Linked DNA regions of Mus musculus: region 2 is linked to region 1. A link is a loop called in an ENCODE intact Hi-C map of the cell type or tissue named here. Cell type or tissue: gastrocnemius. All regions are shown on one strand. Each heading gives the region's core, and the rest is flanking DNA. Links, peaks and the distances in the headings are about the cores only. Region 1 overlaps Sema3d (sema domain, immunoglobulin domain (Ig), short basic domain, secreted, (semaphorin) 3D). Region 2 has its middle 110 kb from the start of 4933402N22Rik.

What was found. A loop is a pair of places that touch in the nucleus more often than their neighbours do. Peaks named below come from ENCODE experiments on the same cell type or tissue, not always from the same donor. Only the 100,000 strongest peaks of a DNase experiment are listed, where the experiment ranks them.
Region 2: a loop joins it to region 1, with 4 times the contacts of the local background. A loop is called at or near these places in 18 of 42 quality-filtered maps.

The regions. Positions count from the first base shown.
Region 1 is chr5:12,551,906-12,563,265 of GRCm38, forward strand. It overlaps Sema3d (sema domain, immunoglobulin domain (Ig), short basic domain, secreted, (semaphorin) 3D), which reads left to right. Exons shown (of 18, transcript NM_028882.4): 11 at 1,173-1,317; 12 at 11,244-11,360. Among named protein-coding and RNA genes, the nearest start is that of Sema3d, 170 kb to the left of the region's middle. In gastrocnemius, for the core only: a CTCF peak has its summit at 6,221 (motif pointing left); a DNase peak (open chromatin) is centred at 8,993.
Region 2 is chr5:12,024,154-12,035,513 of GRCm38, forward strand. No RefSeq gene overlaps it. Among named protein-coding and RNA genes, the nearest start is that of 4933402N22Rik, 110 kb to the left of the region's middle. In gastrocnemius, for the core only: a CTCF peak has its summit at 6,064 (motif pointing right); a DNase peak (open chromatin) is centred at 6,061.

The DNA.
Region 1 (11,360 bases), core at 1,961-9,960:
AGAAAGGTTCATCTTAATTTTAAGAATAGTCTTTGCAGAATGTCTTAGCCTTAAAGGAAATGCATTTTGCTTTCCAGAAATATAGCAAGAAAGAAATGCCAGACGTGTCCTAATGATTGTCATCTCTGTCTTGTAGAATTTCAGAATTCCTGTGGAAGTTTTACCTGTTTAGTATTCCTGTTGAAACCACAGGGTTGTGATCATATTCCGTATTAAGTAGATGGCTATAATTCATAATTCCTAAAATAAAAATCATTTTAACAAAATCATATGAGCAATATATTCAATGTCAAAATCTGGTATGTGCAATCACTTTGAATAGATGGATAATGGAAAGGAAGGTGGCTCAGTCAGTATTCACACTTGCCACACAAACCTAACACCATTAGTTTTGTCCCCTCAACACATACTTGAAGATTATAATGAAATTTGCCATTCACCCAGAACTACATGTCATATACAAACAATACAATAATATCAAACATAATAAAACATTTCAAAAGACAGATAAATGATCCTGTTTTTCTTGTATCCAAATATTTTAAACATAATGTAAATTTTATATTTAAGTGCTTTATAAGTATAATGATTTCAAAATTAACAATATGTGAGTAAGAATCATATCTAATCATTTCTACAATATAGTTTTTCTAGATCAATGTTACCTAACCTGAGGGTCATGATATCTTTGGGAGTCAAAGGACCCTCTCGCAGGGGTCACATATTAGATATTCTACATATCAGATATTTACATTATAATGAATAACTAAAAAAATTAGTTATGATGTAGCAATAAAAATAATTTTATGGTTGAGTGTCACCACCACATGAAGAACTATATTAAACGGTCACGGCATTGAGAAGGTTGAGAACCACTGTACCAAATGTTTCCTACTAAAAATTCGGTGTCAATGTGGACATTACCTGTTCCATGGTGATTCCTGATAATCCATTTGGCAGCCCGTTTCCGATGTAGGCTTCCCTTCCCTACCTGTAAGGTAGTTACCATCATCATGTCAGTCAGGATTACTTGCCTATAAGCTCGTTCAAGACACAAACACATATTTCTGCAGTGCCTGTCAACAACAGTATGCGATACATTTTCCACACATCTCTTAGGTACAGATATGTGTTCAGCAGGAGAATGAATGGGTCATCTTCCTCTCTTTCAGCTCCATCTTCAAAGGCTCTGCTGTCTGTGTGTACAGCATGGCTGATATCCGAGCAGTCTTTAATGGTCCCTATGCTCATAAGGAAAGTGCTGACCATCGCTGGGTGCAATATGATGGAAGGATACCTTACCCCCGACCTGGAACGGTATGTACCCAGCTAAAACCTGAAGTATTTTTCTAATTCCATATCCAATTCCTAATTCTATTATTACCAACTATGATACTTTTAAAGCCACATGTGCTGTTGATTTTGAAACAATTATCTGTTTATGGTGCTATGTTAGTATTTCCATTATTCAAATGAAGTTAAAGAATGTTGAATGATAATTTTAAGTACTAAAGAACACACTGGACTATGTTGTGATGCATTACAAATGTAACTCAGATATATCAATTTAGTTGTATTTAATGCAAATTTTACAGATTGGATGAAAATGCCAACTGAGAAATTGTTTTGTTCATACATGTCTGTGTATATCTTCCATACATCTCTAAAGTGTCTTAGTGTCTGGCTCTTTTTTTTTAAGACTTGATTCTTTAAAATGGTTCATTTAAATGATCAATTTTCTTGATATGCATATGTCTTCCTTTATTATGCTGAGATTTGAGATAATATACTATCCTTAAAGTGGAAGAAATTCTTAATAACCTCTAGTTCAAGACAGGTTGATGGCATATACTCGTGGGCACAGTAATCTGAGGCATGTAGTAAGACTTTGAACTTGAGACCAGCCCCTTTACTAGCATGAAAGGGGAGCTACAAGTAGAAGGAAAAAGTAGATGAGGAAGAGGAGGAAGACTTAGTCCAAAATTATTTTCAAATGGTACAAACCATATTTAAAGATAGATGATTAAAAGTAGAATGTTTTTTTTAGAATTTATGCATTTGCTTAAAAATAAAAAACCAAAAAACAAAGCAGGAGCTTGGGAGATGCTTCATGTAGCTGTGCAATCAGAAGGACCAGTGTTTAGATGCCTAGAAATCGAATAAAAAGCTGGATGCTGAAGTGCACACCCGTGATCCCACAGTGGGTGCTGTAGTGCATGCCCGTGATCCCACTGTGGAGGAAGAGATAGGAAGATCTCTTGGGCTTTCTGTCCAACCAATCCATCCAAATGCCTGAGCTTCAGGATCAGTGAGAGGTACTGTCTTCCAAAATAAGACATACAACAATCGAAGAAGACACCACATTGATACTGGCCTTCACATGATGAAGCACAGATAAACATGTGAACGCAGACATGCACACACATATAGATGCACAAAAATACCTGAAGTGCACACCTCTGTATATGCATGGTAAATGAAAGGTTCTTCAAAACTTAATATCAAGGAGGTTAGTGTCCTGTATATCTATTTAGATATTATTCTAAATATTTCCACCATGAAATTTAAAAATAATATCAAATGAAGTTTGCAATTGATATATATTGTACTTGGTATTTACTTTTCGTGTTTATTCTTAGAGGGAAAATAATTGGTTCTAGAACTTTCTTCTCTTCCTGGGTTCCTGTTACATAGCATAATTAAACTTGTATTATTTTACAACTATTTGTATTTTCCTCTCATTATTTCTCAATATAAATTTGTTTCTGGGATGTTCTGTCTTATTATTAGATATTTACTATTTTTAAGGATATCTACATATTTATATTACTTACTGTTTTGTCTTTGTAAAGAGGGCCTTAATCTTTCCAATTAGTCTAATGTAATCCAACATTGCAAGAACTTTCTGGAGAAAATGAGAAAGCACCAGAGATAGCCCATTGAGAGACCACAGAAATTTTTACATCTACATCTAGCTTCCAGAATCAGGGAGGTTTGGTAGTGTCACTTCCGTGAGTGAGAGGTTACTTTCAGGAGCTGGGGTGACTAATGGACAGCCACACCTTATGGTGATGACTAAAAAAGCCACATTTCTGGAGCTCCAGGGAAAACTTGCAGGTAGCTTTTCTTAAGTCTTCTCTTGGCCAGTAATTCTTTCCTGCTGACTGAACCCTGAGAGGGGCTTTATGGATCAGCTAAGTCATCAGAGCTCCTACAGCTTGATAAGTTTTATGAGCTTCCTGCATTGTATGGGCCAAAATCCTTCCTTCAGGTGGGAATGTCCTAATGAGCTACTTCCATCAAAATAGCTACACTAATGCTTAGGTTAGTCTGGAGGTCCAGTCCTTATGTATTCCAGGGTGGCCTTGTACTGCTGTAGGCTAACTGTATCTGTTAATTCCATCTTGGAAGAATAAGATTACTACCACAACTTTTTAGCTAAGTTTGAAGCAAGTTTTACTCAATATTGTCTGGGATGATGGACACCTAATAGGTCCATACCAGGATTTCCAGAGAATGGCCCTGAATTACGTTAATTCAGTGCTTATAAAGAGAAACACCAAAATACTGCATACTTCCCATATTTGTCCAATCCAAGGCAAGTATTCATCCTGATATGCTTTGTGCCTGTGTACCTCCATCCTACATGTGATCATGCACATCGTGGGCAGTTGGGGGCAATCCACGTTATTTATAGAAGTGAAAACATGTGGTATGTTATCTTATATGAACAGCCTGGAGCATTTCAGGAAGTTACCTGTCCTTGAGAAGGTGGGGCTTAAAGGTTTATCTGTTCTTAGGAAAGCTGGCTTACAAGTTAGAGATATTTTTGTGGGTTTTTTTTTATTTTTTTTATTTTTTTAATAGGGTTGCAGACCCCTTTAGCTCCTTAGTTACTTTCTCTAGCTCCTCCATTGGGGGCCCTGTGATCCGTCCAATAGCTTACTGTGAGCATCCATTTCTGTGTTTGCTAGGCCCCGACATAGTCTCACAAGAGACAGCTATATCAGGGTCCTTTCAGCAAAATCTTGCTAGTGTATGCAATGGTGTCTGCGTTTGGTGGCTGATTATGGGATGGATCCCCAGATATGGTAGTCTTGATGGTCCATCCTTTTAAGCACAATAATTAAATCTTAAAACATTATCACCTGTGGAAATAATTTTTTCAAATATTACAATTTTTTAACAGTCACATTTTAATTTCTCTCATTTTTATTATGAACAGAACAAGGAATCTGACTATGGCTTATTAAATTTTTATGGTTGCAAAACAATACCATGCAGCACAGGGTAATCGTTGTACAACAGGCATGCAGAGCTCATACTTCTTGCCTGAAAAGTTGTTCCCATAGTTTTTCCCCAACTCTCTTTATTCTCTTCTACCTATGCCTTGATAGCCACTTTATTGTTCTTTGGTTCTATGAATTGTACCTCAGTACCTTATATAGTAAGTAAGTGACAAACTTTCTGGGAATAGCCTGCTTACTCAAGGTCATCCTAAAAGCTTTTTCATGCTACATATTGTAGAACTACTTTCCCCTTTTTGGCTAATAGCATTCCAGAGGTGTGTGTGTTCATGTGTGTATTATTATCCATCTGTCAATCAGGATACATATCTTTGCTACTTTGAATACTACTGCAATAAACGTAGGAATGATACCACTTTTAGGTACTGACCTGAATTCAAGCCATTGCAGTCCTCCTTCCCCCCAGTCATTTAAGAATTATAAGTGGAAGGATTTGGGACTGGGGCAATCTACATTAATTGCAATAAATAATTTTAATACAAAGACATGCTCACTGAATTTTGTCACACTCACTAATTGAACACAAAATTATCAAAATGACTACATACCACTATTTAATTGTTACATTGCTTTCTAGTTATAATGTAAGTAAAAGAAACTGCAGCGAGGCTTCTGTCCCTCTGTTGTGCAAGTTCTTGTACTAAGTGAACTTTACCACTTTAAGTCAACACATTCATAAAATCAGTGAAATTAAGTTTCACAGACTATCAAGTGACTACTCTTGTAAAATTTGAGAATGTAAGAATTGGAATGAGTGATAAAGACATCATAACTCACCCCCTTATTACACTGGAGGAAACTGGTGTCCAGAATGATTAAATCGCACACCCACTCTCATATTACCCAACCAGCAGAATGAAAGTGTGGTGCTGCCCGGTAGAGTTTATGATCACTCTTTTTCTCGTTCTTTGATATAATTTTTATGTCTTTCTTAATGTTTCCCTGGTAAATATATTCCTGCATAACCTACACAAAGTTAGTTTTATTTATTTTATATCATCTCCTGCCACACATATCTGTGTTTATTAAAAGTACAAAATTACAGTTATTTTCTTTTTCCTCCAATTCAAAACATTTATTCAAAGTTATATCTCAATATACCTTATGGCTCCAACATTTTCAAATGTACATACATGATATCTCACTACAGTTTTTGGTCATTGTTGTTTTGAAGCAGGGTCTTATACATCCCAAATAAGCCTGAAACTTACTATATATTCAAAGATGGCTTGAATTCCTGACCTTCCTGCCTTTCTCTCCCAAGTGCTAGGATGACAGATCTGTGCTAACCCACCCAGCATACTTCATACTTTCTTAGGTCACCACAGTGTTGATTATTTCACACAGTTGGATTTGAGAAACACATCAATGGGCATCCATTCATGTGTGCTCATGGACTCATAACTTTTAAAGTGGTAGGTTTCTATTAAGTTAGACTTAAGTTACATAAAGAACTGCATGTATCGTGCTACTTTCTAAGTAACAACAACAGCAGCAACAACAACTTCTGCTATTACAATCATGAACTGTATCATTATGGCCTGGTCTAGCCTCTATATAAGTATAATGAAGTGTTGTAGCCCATAACACTTGACATTTTTATTCTAAAATAGCGAAATATTTCTAACTTGAATGAGATTTGCTAAACACAGGGTTTGTTTTCTATACATCGGCTACAGCCTTTGCTTTTATATTTTCTGCATCCATATTACTTTTATAATTGAACTCTGAATTGATATTCTAGTATGGACCTCAGTTAAGTATTTACTGGCATGGAGTCACTCCCACCTTACTTAATTTTCTTGGTTTTCGTTTAATGTACCAATGCCAAATCTCAACTCCTGGTCCACAGTGCTCTATGTTAGGAACTCCGCACACTCACAGTTATTTTACCTTGGTGACTCTTCTGCCCTCTGGTGTCTGAAATGAGCAACTGAACAAACAGGTTTTCTTTAGATGAATTTTTAGAATCTTTACTGTCCTGTTTGGTTTAGTGCTGTGAAGTTCCAATTGAGAAAAAAAAAAGAAGAAGAAGAAGAAAGAAAAAAAGAAAAGAAAAGGAAGGAAGGAAGGAAGGGAGAGAGAGAGAGAGAGAAAGAGAGAGAGAGAGAGAGAGAGAGAGAGAGAGAGAGAGAGAGAGAGAGAGAAAGGAAGGAAGAAAGAAAGAAAGGTACAAATCAGACATGGAAACCAAATTGGAGAAAGCTAATAGTCTAAAAAAACACCTCATTCTAAGGAGGGTTTGAAAAGAAGTATTTTGATTTTAATAATTAATTTATTATAAATAACTTAATACAGATTTTGTAAATAAACAAGTATATTTTACAGGTATTCTATATTGACAAGGGCTTTGTGTGTGTGCACATATGTGCATGTGTGTGCTCACCTGTGTGTGCTCACCTGTGTGTGCTGTGTTTATTTTGTATGTGTTATATGTGCACATGTGTGAATGTGAGTCTGAAAGTCTGAGATTGGCATCCAGTATCCTCCTCTATTGTTCCTGGTATGTTATTATTTTGGAGACAGAGTTTCTGGGTGAATATGGAGTTCACCAATTTGGCAAGAGTATGTGGTAACTTGCTAGCGAACCCCCTCCTCTGCCTCCATTGCGCCAGAACATGGTTACAGTCATGTTCACACATAGCTGTTTTTTGTTTTGTTTTGTTTTGTTTTGTTTTGTTTTGTTTTGTTTTGTTTTATGTGCTATGAGGGATTGAAAGTCAGATCCCTCTGTTTCTGTAGCAAGCACTTTACAGATTAAGTTATCCTCCCCATCCTAATAAGGCATTTTAATAATTTGCATTGCACAGTGCTTGATGGATTTCTGCTTTAAATCATTCTTCTGTCAAAAGCTGAAAAGAGCTTTCATAATGTGGATGTATAGGAAACATGATTCACTACCCTTAAACTAGTTTGCCCCAGTTTTCAGATTTTGTAAAAATGCTAATTCCCATACAATTTCTTTAGGAATGTCTACTGTTGTTACTGTCAACTTGTCCTGCTTCATATTCAATTATCAAAGCACATGATTATTCTAACTAACCCTCTGTTTTATTGGTGGACGCTGAAAGGAGTCATGGATACTGTCAATGATTCTATCTTCTCCCTCTGCCAGGCAGACACTGCTCAATTATAAGTGCTGAATAACTGAGAGTTCTGTGAATTCCTTGGGTGGAAAGTTTTCAGCGGAGCTATACTTCAAGAAACACAATTTCTAAAACCTGACGGTGCTGAGGATTTTCACAAAACAGCCATCACGACCATTGTTCACTGGATATCAGCACAACTTTAGTTTCTAAACTGGGATTCCCAATTCTCAAGCTACTCGCTATGTCTAATTGTATTTTGATTGATCTGTTAGAGAAATTCCTGCAAGAGAATGCAATCCGAAGAAAAGTGGGGTAACACTTAAAACATTTAAATTCATTAAATTAACTTTTGTATAGTTTGTCATGCCCTAATGGCTACATATTTGGGCAAATCCCTCCTCTACATCTTTAATATCCAATACAATGTCTTTCTTTGCAAAATTTATCTCAGGCTGTTGCCTCGATGACTAAGGGGGATAAGATTCACTTTAGAAAATCTGCATTTTCAAATAATAATAAGAATCAGATAACCTTTACACAAAACACATAAACTTTTCTGCTTCATTTCTCAGTCTGGCCCAATAGGAGAGCTGGTTTGGTCTTTTCCTCTTGCACCATGCCTTCCTTCACGTTAGCCATTGCTCTGATTTGTGTAAGGAAATTGTGACAAGGAGAAAAAAGAAAGCAGCACCCGCATGGGGCAGATAAGCTTTTCACAGCTGCCTGGTGCCTTGCCATGGCAAGGTTCTCTCACTGGATCAAAACCCACTTTTCTTCTCTCCTTATCCATTGCTTCCCGCTGCCCCCCTGAAGGTTCTGCACAACCACCCAGCCAGACCTGCCAAACAGAACAGAATCACACCTGGCTAACTCCAGCTGTCTGACTCAGACAGCAGGCCAGCTGCTGTGAGCTGCACCCTGGCATCTCAGAGTTTGTCTAGGCCTCATCTCTTTTGTCTTAAGCTTTTGCCATATATCCTGCAATGTGTTGGCGGTTTAAAGTCTGACCGAAAGTTCTCTGTTCAAATTTTGTATTCTCTCAAAGTTTAAGCTGTTGTAAGAGGTTTTAAGAGGAGTAAGGAAAACACAGTTAATGAGCCAGAATTCCTTCTTTTCATAGGAGCCAGATAAATGCTAGGAAACCCCAGGAAGAAACAGGGGATGCTATGGAGGGTGGGCTATTAAGAGGAATTATGAAAATAGTCACAAATTTCAAAGAATATACACATACCCACACTACCACCTAGGGCATACAGCTTCGGTGAGATCCTTGAAGGAAAATTAATAACCAAATCGGCTTTTCCTTGATGGTGTATTTCTTTATCTTTTTTGTTTCCCCTTCATGGGACTTTCATTCCTATTTTGCCTGAATAGTTGCTGGACCTGTGTAGTTGTGAGTTGTATAACACCAAACCAAACACACACTGGATTGAATGTACTAAAACAACACTAATGGGTTCATACTGTCCTACCTTCAACCTCGGGGAGTAACACTCCTAAACCAATTTCACTTGTGTGATCATAACGGTGAGGGTCTGCAATCACTCCTAGCAACCAGGGGCCAAAGGTCTCAGCAGAACACTGGCCACATGCCACAGGGAAAGCTGCCATAAGAAGAAAATGTATTTCCAAAAGTCTTCCTGTACCTGTCAATAGAAACCAGATTTCTCTTTGCCCTCTCTTGTTATCTCTTAGTTTTTATCCTTTTCTGTGAGGAGCAAGCTGTGAGGATAGTTGGCAGCTGCAGGTTTGCTAAATGCTTATTATATCTTATTTAGTAGCACTTGCTTCCAGGGGAACATGTGTTTTTAAATTTCATAACAAAAAAACTGTGGCTTGACTCATGAATTTCTGAATTTTGAAATTCTGATTACTGTGTAACTACAGCTACAAAGTCTGAGGATTTTTGTTGTTGTTGTTTCATTTCTATTTTTTTAAAAAATTATTAACTCAAAGGACTCTTTCCAACATATCATACAGTCAAAATCTTGCTTTTAGTGTTAAATCAATCAGACTGACCTGACGACGTTCTGAGACATGTGCCTTCTGGGAATGCCTTTGAGTAAGTCTCCAATGTACAGACTAGACTTGGGAAAGAGCGCAGTGTGATCTACGTTGATATACATTTCAGTACACTTAACAACAGGCTCCTTCCTCTATTAAGCTGACTGACTCTCTGTGGATGAGGCAAATGCACAAAACAGGGATAGACACACAGACTTTGCCAGCCTTCAGTGATAGAGATGCTAAATGAATACCAAACAAGCTAATGATGTAGGACATTTCTATTCTCCTTCACACAGACCTAGGACAAACAAAACAAACAAACAAACAAACAACCCAAAAACAAAACAAAACAAAACAAAACAAAAAAACAAAACAAAATGAAACAGGAAAAAAAATTGACATTGGGAAAGGGTCAGTTTCTTAATAGTAGCCATTCAAGACTTCTGTAAAGATAAATATTCTCAAATTAGTTAAAAGATGACTATCAAGTCTTTAAAATTGTTTGTGTAACCTCTTTGGTGGACATTCTCCTTTAAAATGGATCGTTATGGTTGTATTGACATGCAATCTGGAGGGATAGCTGTTTACCCCAGGATCTTCAGCTAACAATGCACCTTTGACCCCTGAGGGGAAGACCCTGAAGCTCTGGCATGAATCTAATTAGTCCCTAATTAAAATGCCTTTGTTCAGTGGAAACTTCATTTTGTGTTATCACTTTTTAGAAAACTTTGATTTGTTTTTAGCTTTTGTTTTTATTTTATTTCGATACTATCAAAAGAACTTTAATATAGGTTTTATCTGATGTCATAAATTTTATTTCATATACTTGTAATGATTAAGTATAAGTTTTATTCGAGTCATTTGTCTAAGAAGAATTAAAATGTGATGTTACCTTTTATTAAAGACAACTTCCTAGGATGCCGCTTTTGAAACATAAATGAAACATTATATGAAAGAGTATATATACCTTGTAAAATATTCAAATTGTAATGTCATTCCTTTATTTTAGATAAGTGTCATAAACTCGGTGCATATCAACTTGTGCTTTTATGTCTGACCACCAGAGGGCAGTTGATGCTAGCTCTTTCTTTAATACCCGCTCCCAGGAAGCAGTTCTAGGCAGAAATGAGACAGGACCTGAGGTGCCTTCTCAGAGCCTAGGCTCAGGGGAAAGGCTGCAGGTTGGGGCATGGCCTAATTTTCAGAGTAGCTGTAGCAGAAGTGTATAATTACAACCTCAAGCACTTAAAGCTCTTTTGGAGCTAATTTTATGACGTGTCGACTTGATCCTTTTAATTTTTAATAAACAGGAAAATTGGAAAGGAATCCTATTTTTTTATTATTGAAAATAAAAGCTTTCTATACATTCAGGGGCTTAAAGATCATTTTCATGACAGCTTCATCAATTTAAGCTTCCAGTATCATCATTAGAAACTTTTGGGTTGTGGGTGGTAATGCAATTTGTTTTCGTTCTGGAACATAGGCTGACTTTGAACTCTGCATTTGTTTGGGTAGCCTCTAAAACTGGGTCCTCCTGCCCTGGCCCTGTTTTGTAATTAAATGGATGTACCATCTTGCTTGATTTAAAAAAAAAAATCTTTATTTAAAACAATAATATTTTTAAGAAAGAAACATTACACTCGAGAAATCTTGGAAAATTCAGGTAAAGTCACATAATTTTGAATGTTTTGGAGAAGAAGCATAGATTTAACTCTATTGGAGCTGCTCTCACCACACATCAGAGTTCCTCACTGCTCTGTCATCTGCTTAGTCTTATCCATGGCACGAACCTTTCTGGTGTGTAGGTAGCGTGTTTATTCCTGTGCACCTTTCTTTTCAGTGTCCAAGCAAAACCTATGACCCACTGATTAAGTCCACCCGAGACTTTCCAGACGATGTTATCAGTTTCATAAGGCGGCACCCTGTGATGTATAAGTCCGTGTACCCAGTGGCAGGA
Region 2 (11,360 bases), core at 1,727-9,726, 530 kb before region 1:
GGCTTGTCCAGTTGACTCGACCAGAGAGCACAGCAGTTACTCCTATAGTATGGAGCAGATTTTTACTGTAGATGTAAGAGAGAAAGCAGGCAGAGGGAAGAATCCAGCAGACTAGGAGAGCAGAGAGGGGAAGTGACAGCAAGAGGAGCTGCAGACCAAAGAGGGGGCCCAGGCCAAGAGAATGGCTTAGCTAAAATGGCTGAGTTATATATGAATCTGGCTGGAGACACGAAAGCCGAAACCCAGACCCTTTGAGGGCAAGGATAGGGTAGGGCCTGTGGTGAGAGTGCTGTGAGGACCCACAGGTACTGAATGAGACTTGTCCCAAGTTTCTTTAAGCCTTAACATATGATAGAGAAAACAAGGCATTAGCGACTAGAAACACTGCAGCTAGTCAGAGCACATCATTAGTCAGGAAACAGGAAGGATGAGTGTATGCTGCCTTCAGGCCAGGATTCCCAGCTGGATGTGGGAACAGTCCCACCCACTGCCAATCAAGATAGGGCTTCCATAACAGTTAATGTACTCAAGACAATTTGGCACAACTGTCTAGCAGCTGATCTCCCAGCTGATTCTATATTCTATCAAGTTGTCAGTTAGCACTAAACATCCAAAATACCTTTCCCATTCCCATTATAAGTGTGCCATTCATAAAGTAGGTATCAAGGTCTTTACCTTGAGTTTGTAATAGCTTTCTCAGACTCTGCAGCCAAGTGTGCATAGGTGACATTTTACCTCAGTTAATCCTGATGTCAAAGTCTAAGTTCATTCCATTCCAGCAGGTAGCTCTATTTCCACAGGTATAACATTACTCTTTCTTTCCTCATAATGTCATGTATCTGGTTGAGACAAACTGTAGCTACTCACCCCACTTTTGAATGTTATTTTTGTTTCTCTTGCAGAACCCATAACATTTGGCTATCTTTTGTTGGCATAGGAACCTTGTAAGATTAACTTTTGGCTGTGTTTGCAGTTCAGTGAAAGCAAGATGAGGAACTGCTCCCACTGCTTAGCTAAAGAACTTGGAGTAGCAATTCATGTTAATGATAAACCAACCAGCTTATGTAATTCAAAGCAGGGTGTAGGGGAGGTATGAGGATTACTTTAATTCTTGAATGTGATATTTCTAATAACATTGTGAATGTTTTCTATAATGTTATTTAACAAAGATTTGGGCAATTGTGGCAAATAAGAATTGCTTTTGCTGACATAAAACAAACCCCATATTTAAATGATTCTTTAATCTACTCTTGCTTAGTTTGTCATACTATGAAGAGAAAGAAAAATATATTCGCATTATGTATCTGCCAAAAAGTCTTAGATAGAGGAAAAATGCAGAGTTGGGCATAATACAGTGTTCCACTCAGGAACAACGTGGTGTCTGGTATGCCATAGCATATAAAAAAAATTCTGTAATCTTACTTTAGAATAGCCTTAGACAGAATGTAACAAAGTTTACATTAGAGATTTTGCTAAAATTTACAATGACTCTGAACTTTACAATGACAAAGTAGCATGGAAAACATGCTTGCTCTAGTAATGTGGCCCCTCAAAAAAAAACACATTTATATAAAAAATAACCTTCAGGTCTTCTTGAAAAGTCACACATGACAACTATATGTAATCTAGCCAAAAGTGATCCTATCACCATGCCAGGCATTGGAAGTTCCTGAGTGTTCATCGGCACACGAATAGCACAGATTCTGGTCACTGCAGAATCAAGATAATGCACAAGTGTGTTTTTATCCTGGACAAAAAAAAAAAGTTGTGGCAGCTACTGTCATTCTCCATGACTGCAAAATCTTACCCTTCATTCAAAATGCAGCCTAAACAGACTATCTTCTCTGTGAGGGAATGCTCAAAGTATTATCCAAGGAGGAAAAGTAAGTTCACAAGGGAGGATTTCTCACTGGTGAGTAATGATAGTAGATTCTTTACTGGATACAGGTATGCTTCCATTGTATTGAAATCCTGTGTACATAAGCTAATCTACTTCTTCAGAACATAATAACTTTACAGGGATAGAACGAGGCCAAGGCAGTATCGTACACATTCTGTTGCACAGAGCAGGAAATGGGAGCAATAGAGAGACTCTGACCCATGGCATCACTGCTATAAACTTAAACTAGCCATTTATCTGATTTGTGTTTATTAAATGTGTTTTGTCTTTAAAAGACCTTGTCATCAAAAGTCTTATGGTATCTCAAAAAAGCCTAGTGAGAAAATAGTTGCTGTTATTATGAATATACTCCAGACAGAAGAGCTGAGATGCACAGGACTGTGTCAAAACAATTAAGAATAATTGGAATCAATGCAAATATTTGTGATTCCAGTTCCCATGATTATTCCTTATAAAATGTCTCCTTGGAACTCTACTGTGGTATATTTAAACTTACAGCATATATAAATGTTTCAATTGGACATTTGAAAATGAAACTAGTGATGTACTCAATTAAAGAAGAGAATATTAGGATTCTCCCAGAAACATGAAGCTATCCAACTGTAACATATTTGCAGAGAACCTAGGTTAGAGGCACCCAGGCTCCTTGATTGTCAGTTCTCTCTTTGATCCCCCAAAAGTCCAAGTTTGTGTATTATGTGGATTTTCCTCTGTTGTCCTTGACCCCTCTAAATCCTACAGTCTTCTTCCTCTTTAACATGGTCCCCTGAGTTCTGCCTAATGTTTGGCTGTGGCTCTGTTCATTTGTTTCAATCAGTTGATGGATGAAGCCTCTGATAACATTAGGTCAGGCATCAATCTATGACTTTAGCAGAATATCATTAGGTATCATTCCATTGCTTTTTTTTTTCCAGTCCAGTTTGGTCCTATGCTAGGTCTCGGGGGCATCCTTCCTCTGGTTCCTGGTCCTCCCGACAGTGTGAGAGGTGGGCTTCTCCTCATGACATAAGTCTCAATCTTGACCAGTCATTCCTTAGCCACTCCCATTACTGTGTGCCACCTTTACCCCAGCACATCATGCTAGAAAGACACATTGTAGAAAAGGCTTTGGGGCTGGAATGGTGTTCCAATCTCTCCACTGATAGCCTTGCTTGGTTATAGAAGATGAACTGTTCAAGTTCCACATCCTGCACTGCTAGGAGACTTAGCTGCACTCCCCATAACAGATGCGTTAGAGTTTCCTTGCACAAGATTTCTACATGGCCCCTAAATTGCTCCCCTCTCCAGTTGTGTCAGTACTCTCTCCCTCTGTCGTATCCTCACCTGATCCCTCCTGTTCCTGTTCCTATCTGCCTCTAGCCCACCTGCAATATCTATTTAATCGCCCATTGTAGAGAGATCCATGCAATCTCCCTCGAACCCTCCTTGCCAGTTTAGATCTTTGGGTCTGTGAACTGTAGTCTGAGTTTATTTTCCTTTACATTTAATATACACTTATGAATAAGTAAACACTGATTTCTTTCTAAGTCTGAGTTATCTCACTCAGAATGATTTTTTTCTACTTCCTTCCAACTGCCTGCAAATATCATGAGGTCATCGTTTTTAACAGCTGAGTTATGCTCTATTTTATAAATGTACCACAATTTCTTTCTCCATTCTTCAGTTGAGGGGCATCTAAGTTGTTTCCAGTTTCAGACTATTGTGAATAGAAATGTTTATGAACATAGATGAGCAAGTGTCTTTGTGGTAGGTTGGAACATCTTTTGGGTTGGGCCCAGCAGTGATACAGCTGGGTCTTCAGGTAAACTGATTCCTAATTTTTTGAGAAACCATATTGATTTTCAAAGTGGCAGTACAGTTTGCATTCCCACCAGCAATTTAGAAGTGTTTCCTTTACTCCACATTCTTGCCAGCATGAGTTCTCACTAGTGTTTTTGATCTTAGCCATTCTGACAGGTTTAAGATGGAATCTCAGTCATTTGGATTCACATTTCCTTGATGGTTAATATTAAACATTAAATCTTGACCTAAGCAAATAGAAGAGAATTAACTAGAAGAAATAATGGTATGATACAGATCTTGTGCTAATGGCTGTCCTGATATTTCTAATATTTGTGTGTATAAGTTTATATGTGTGTTTGTGTGTGCATGAACACAGACACTTGATGTGGAACATATATGGAGGTCAAAGGACAACTTTGTGGAGTGAGTCCCCTCTTTCCATCATTATGTGAGTTTCTGGGTTTCAAATTCAGTTGGGAAGATACACGAACCTTTACCTGCTGAGACATTTGTTTGAAAAAAAGATTACTGAGCTATGGAAATTGCACAGTAGTATTGTTATAAAATGTATACATTTATGTTCAGGAGAAGACAAATCTTCTCATGAACTCTATTTTATATGCTAATAATATTGGAATCTAAAATGTATAGCCTGTTGAGCTCTCTATAGAGCATTAGAGCCATTTTATTTTTAAAAAGGCCTCAAGTAGACAGGCATAGTAGCATCTAGACAAAGCTTGTCTATGTTTCCAAATTCATTACCATACTGTGTTCTGAATCTTTTCTGACACCTTACAGCATAAAATGAAATGATATAAGGATTTTATATTTTGTAACAATTATTACAAAAATACCTCGATGTTAAGAGGAAAATGATTGTCACTTTAAATAAACAGTAAACAGCATTGGTGAGATTGCAAAATAAAGTGAAAGGGTAAGATTTTGTTCGATCTCAATCTGACTGTCTTTAGCATCACTGTAAGAATGAGAATTTCTGAAACATATTAAAAATTCAAGATCTGAAGTCATACTTGCTGTATATTATTTTCTAAAAGACAATCATTGTAAAATGACTTAATTAAAAATAATTGTGTAATTATGTTGTTCAGATATCAATTGATCACATCTAAAGAAGAATGGCACTCTGTGTGTATGTGTGTGTGTGTGGTTCATATCAGTTATAAATTGCTTTGGTCATCTTTATTAAAAATATATAACAATATGATATTCTAGCTGTCCTAGAAAGAGAAGCACATATGGTTACTATAAATTGGAATCCATCTTAAGATGTGCTTTCCAGGGGAGCATGGTGAAACGAATCTGGGTTCTCATCTTCCTTAAGTCTGTGTCTCTAAATTCAGTGTAAGTGGATACACAGTAGGGGACAGCGTTCAGTATTTAAATGACAGCCTATTCAAAACATGGGTTAGTTTATCTTTCCTATAAATCACATGATCCTTGAAATATATTTTAAAGAATATTAGTGTTGCTTTATAATGTGATCATTCAACTCTATTTGAAAATACCTTTCATATTTGTAATAAGTAACAGCAGATATATTGTCATCATATATTTTCGACTTTCCAAACATATTTTATAATACATGAAACTTTTTTAAATGTCTAGAATATTTTTTTCTTTTAGGAGTATTTGGTACTATGTGCTATAATACAACTATACAATCTAATTGGATCATTTTCTGTTTTTAAATGATTTTCGTGTGTGTTTTCTTTCCCTTTAGAAGTAAATGCACAATCATAATTAAATTGACTATAAGAGGGATAAAATATTTTGCAAATTTTTGATGATGACATATTAATTTCATGATCAGCCATTAAAGATGACCAGTTTAATTTTAAAGTAGCCCTCAATTCCCTTCTACTTACCAGACTTGAATCAATAAATTTATTTTTAAGATGAGAACACTGACAGCAAATATCTCTCAGCATTGTTTGCTGTGAGGATGAAAGAAGCCACACTTCGGCAGTCCCTACTCTCCTCTGGACTGAGACCAGCTACTAAGACTGGTACAACGACAACAGTATCATAAATTACAAACCACAAAATGGTTAAAGTAATCAGGTCTCAGGTCTTCTGAAAATCAATTAGCCATTCACAGTGTGTCTATATTAAGCTGACTACATTTTTCACTAACGTTAGTTTAGGTTCTGAAAGGTGGATTAAGATGCAAAGCAATGAATAAAAAGTATACATTTTCATTTAAAAGTATTGTATTGCCAGCAAATATTGACACAGGTGCATTCCTGTAAAGATCGTTTAGAAATGGAGAGGTGGACCATTGAACTCAGAAAGAACGGCCACAACCTTCTGAATAGTCCACCTTCAGATGCTTGAAGTAGATATGCAGAGTAACCAGCAGGTGGCGCTATGTATATGAGACTGTGTGATTAATACATTGAAAATTGCAAACTCCTAGCTTTCCCTAACAAAATGATTTGCGAACAGTTTAAAAAGCACTGGAAATACAATCACAGGTTTCTGGGTGTTTTGAAATTCCCTGCTTAAATTCCCTGATTTCCTTAGATCTCGATTAAGGAGTATGTTTGTCATCTATGAGATGCATGGTCTTTAATTCAGTCTAGTTCTGGGTGTCCGAAGAGGTAAGGTACTGGCAGTTCTTTGCCTGACTTCTCTTCTTTGTCACCCATAACAACTTAGATGCTTACCTGCAAGGCCTTCTAGCATGAGTTCATGACTGTTTATTTGCAGACAGTGTTCAAATTAAAAGTGTGTATGAATGAGAAGGAATAAAGACTGAAGCAGAGGAACTCGGGATGCAGTTCAGGGATAAGCACTAGTTCACTACAGGTGTGTCCAGGCCACTTGAAAAAGGAGCAAAAAAAAAAACCAAAACATATTTTAAAAGAAGTAATTAACCTGTTATAAGGTAGACATAGGGGCACTTTCGAGATATCAAACATGATCTTGAACATTATCTGTACAATGGAAGAGGTTTGAGCTCTATTTTAGAATTATGAAGATATATGTGACTAAATACAAGATAGTAAACACACACACGTGTATGTGTGTGCACAACATGTGCATGTATATATGACTCTGTGTGTGCAGTTATCTTGCCATTCTTATCCATGAAATCTAGGAATGGAAGTCAGAGTAGCTTATAATAGCATTCCTCCAATGGCTCCTGGTGATTTTGACTACTGAAGAAAATGGTTGAGCAGGAAGATATTGCAAGATTACAGATCTCGCAAGGCTAGAAGGACAGAAAAGGGGGAACACAAGAAAAAGTTGAGGAAAGTATCAAAACTGGGAAAGGTCTTTTCTACTTACACAGGATTCATATAAGCTATGTTCTTTTTTCATCAGGGGATGTTATTAATCTGAATGTTTTTATATTATGTATCAAGTGGAAAGGCTAAAATCATGAATATCCACACACAAATGTTTGTAAATAGATGATTAGAGAACAGCAATAGACAAGAAGATAAACTTGCAAATTTAATAATTTAGACATTTTTGACAGTAAATGCATAAAGAGTTGTGAATGCTGGAATTTTCTATAATTTTCAAGTTAAAATGAAATTAAATTCATCTAATATATATTAAACAAAAATTACAGGATAAAGGGTGACATGTTGTGTTTCAATAACATTGCATATTATTTAAATCAGCTTAAAATGTATATCATCTCAAGTATTTATCATTTCTTTGCAATGATAACATTCAAAAGACATATAACTCTATCCATGTTGTTACAATGACAGCAAATCCTACTTTTCTATGGCTGAGTATTCTCTCTCTCTCTCTCTCTCTCTCTCTCTCTCTCTCTCTCTCTCTCTCTCTCTCTCTCATGTGTGTGTGTGTGTGTGTGTGTGTGTGTGTGTGTGCATGTCTGTGCCTTATGATGACATCACATCATCCATTCATCATTGATGGACACAATGGGTCATTTCCATTTGTTACCAATGAGAAACAATACTCTGATGACTATAACTCCATTCTGGCTCTTCATGTACTGGTTGCACATATTAGAGTTAAGTATTTTGAGGACTCTCCACACTGTCTTCCATAATATGTACCCTAATATATATGTCAGTATACAGTATACAACTGTTTCCAATTGTCTATGTCCTTGCCAACTGTTGTTACTTTACCCGTGCAGATTTGTCCTTTAACAACATAGTAAGAATCTCACTGGGGCTATGATTTGGATTCCCTTGATAGCTAATGATTTTAAAAACTTTCTCATCTTTGCTAATCATTTGATGCATGTTTTCCTTTGGAAATGCTTATTTTCAATGATTTTGTTTGTTCCTTAGTTTGAGCTGCTAGTACTCAGGGTTTTTACAGTCCCTAAAAATTTGTAATTTGCCCCTTGCTAGCTATAGAGCTATTCTGTGGGCTGTTTCTGCAGTCTCGTGGATATTCCATTTGCTAAGCAGGAGCCTTTCAGTTTGAAGCAGTTCTGTTCAGATGTCTGCCAGTGGTTCTCATGCTCTGAGAATCTAATCCAAGAAAGGTGTCCTCTCTAGTGCTCTGAAGCATTTCTTCAAATATTTTTTTAAATGTAAGTTCATGTTCTCAGATCTCACATTAAAATTATATATATATATATATACATATAATATAACACATATAATATAATGCATATGTGTGTGTGTGTGTATTAAATTGTGGAAGATGGAAGTATAGTTTCTTCAGTATGCAGATACACAGTACTTCTAGCAACATGCACTAAGAAGAATATACTTTGTCCAGTATGTGTTAGTGATAGCTTGTCAGAAATTGGTTGGTAGAGCCAGGGAGATAGCTCAGAAATTAAAATAATTTCTACTCTTGCCTGTGACCAGTTTGGTTCCCAACACCCATGTGGAATAACTCACAACTGCCGTAGTTGACCACTCAGAGATCTGTACCTCTTTTAGCTGTAGCAGCCACTCACATATACAATCATACACTAAAATGCAGATACACACATAAATAAAAATGATTCTTTAAAAAATAAGTTTGAAAATTATATATTTATATATATCAAGTATTTGCATTCTATTTCAATTGTTGCTATGTCTGTTTTGGTGTCAATAGGATGCTGGATTTTTTTTTTTGGGGGGTTTGGTTTGGTTTACTGTAGCTTTCCACAATTCTTTTCAGTCAAATGCTGTAGTTCTCTCTTTACTGTCTTTGTTCAAGATGACAGCTGCAACTTCTTGAACTCTTCAATCAGAATATAAATATAAAATATGAATATTTTTTCAAAAAAAAAACGTTACTAGCAACTTTGTTCAAAAAGGTAGGCCAGATATGAAACAAAACAGAAAAAAACGAAATCCATACAAAATAAATGCATCTAGGCAAACCACATTACAGTTATAGATAGAACATAAAACATAAAATGTCAGGTCTACCTAAAAGTCACCTTATTTATGTAGCCTTTAGAATTCTAATGTAAAATATTAGGTCCATACATTTTGCAATATTACATATAAATGCATATGTGTGTGCATACATGAATATAATAAAAATATTAATAGATTTATGCTCACACCATCAATTTATAAAGAACTAGGCAACTGGTTCTCATGAACAAATGTGGCCCTTTTCTATAAACTTTCATTTTCTTTCCCAAGCTCAGTTACTTAGATGATAAGAAATTGTGAAGACTTTATACCCAGAGAATTGTGGCTAAAATCATAACCTGTATTTGTACAGTAACTCTGAGATCTATAGCTCATGATTCATTGTCAAGAACCCATTCCTATCTTCAAAGAGCCATGCTCAGCCTTAGAAAGAGTGGCTGCTTCAGTTCTGCTTATAGTAATGGGCTTAAGAAGAGGGGCCAGACAAAGAAAACTGCATCTCTACTGCATTCACTGAAATGCACTTATATCCTATAGCCTTAATCTGAATAGCATATGCTTTGTGCATAGTCGCAATGAGGTCTGAGGGGATTTTGAGCCTTCTGGCCATACACTTAGGGACTTAATTATTATTTTATAGCTTATGCATTGTCTATGCATTTACAAATTTCGGACAGAAGAAGGAGTGCAGTAGGAATCTACATCTTAGAGCCAGCAGGCTGAGCAGCTTTGCTCCCACCAGGGCTCAGATTCAGGATTTTGAGTTGGTCCACCCCCAAATCTACACCATCTGTGAATTGTGGGGAAAGTGAAAGGGCCAGTCCTGCTGATTTAAAGCTGCAGGACCTCCATGACACGGGACAACAACAGGACAACCTGGAGGAGTCCTGGGAGGATCCTGTATTGATGGTGTCATAGAAGCCAGAGGCTTGAATATAACTAATGACTCATTGCAATGAAATTTACAAAAGAAGATGTGTTGACCAAGGAGTATACTGTGGGACAGACTGTGACAAGACAGCTTCCACAATGAGATGGTTGCTATGCTTTTTTTTGTTTACCTTTGTTTATTTGTTTATGTATGTGTTTTATATTGCAGCAACAGAGAGAGGTTGCAAGGGCAGAAGGTGGAGATGACGGAATGGGGAATGAGAGGAACTGGGTGGCATAATGGGAAACTCACCAAGATTCAATCAAAAGTTATTAAAAAGAGAGATCTACTCTTTTAGCAATTTGGTCAACTGAATCAAGCATGAAGTATTTAAAAAGCATGTACATCTTTACACTGTGATTCTTTTCAGTAAATTAATAATTTCTAACATGAGCCTTGGGGTTTACATCGCAAGAGAAGGACTTTCCAGCACATTCTTATTTTCTTGGATTTAACACTAAGTTTATATTATATGCTTGCTTTTTGGATCTTTTCTATAAATACTAATGATGCAATAGTTAAAAAGGGGAGAGATTTTGAATATAAGTTGTGAGTTTGTGTGTATGTGTGTTTCTCTTAACCCAAACAAGAATTATGGCTCCATCCTTGAACAATCATTGTGACTTGGGTCTCAAGTGGCATTATTGTATGTCAAAATCAAAAGATAGGCAAAGATGGAAGGATTCATTCTTTTATAAATTCTTCATTATCTTTAGTGATAGTAGGAACAGAGGAAGTTCTAAACTGTCGTTCACAATAACCTGCAATGTTCATAGATATTTTTAGGTACCTTATTCAGGAAAATAAGGATTTGACATAAGAGAGAATTGCAGGACATGTTATTATGAAGCTACTTGGAAAATCTATAAACTGTATAAACCCTAAGTATAGGCATTCACTTCTCAAGGAGTTTTTGACAATGAGATGGCTTAGCATTAGCCATGTATACCACCTTGGTACCTCTCAAGTCTTATCTGGAAAGAGTGCTAATGAGTTTTTGTTGTTGTTTCTTTGTGAAGGCTAGTCATGAGGTGACACAGATGAGATCACCTTTAAATCAGGACCCACTAGTGTTCAGAAAAGTCTTAATATTCAGTGGTGTTTATAGTGATATTTTCAGTAAACTGCAAGCTCACATCTGAGAAAGGAGAAAATCCTTTGACAAAAACAGTGTTGGAATTCTCCATTCTCCAAAGTCAAGAAGCTTCACACGAGATTCGTTAACAAAAGAACCAGGGTGTTTCCCTTTTATGTCAATATAGTTTTCCATGCATCACTCTTGCATCAATAACCTCCTCTAGGATTTTGATTGCCTAAACTGTTAAAGAAACTAAAGATTTATCTGTGACTTCTTCAGTGGCTATATTTTTAAATTTTAGTTTTCTGATAGTTTTCTATTTATTTTTAA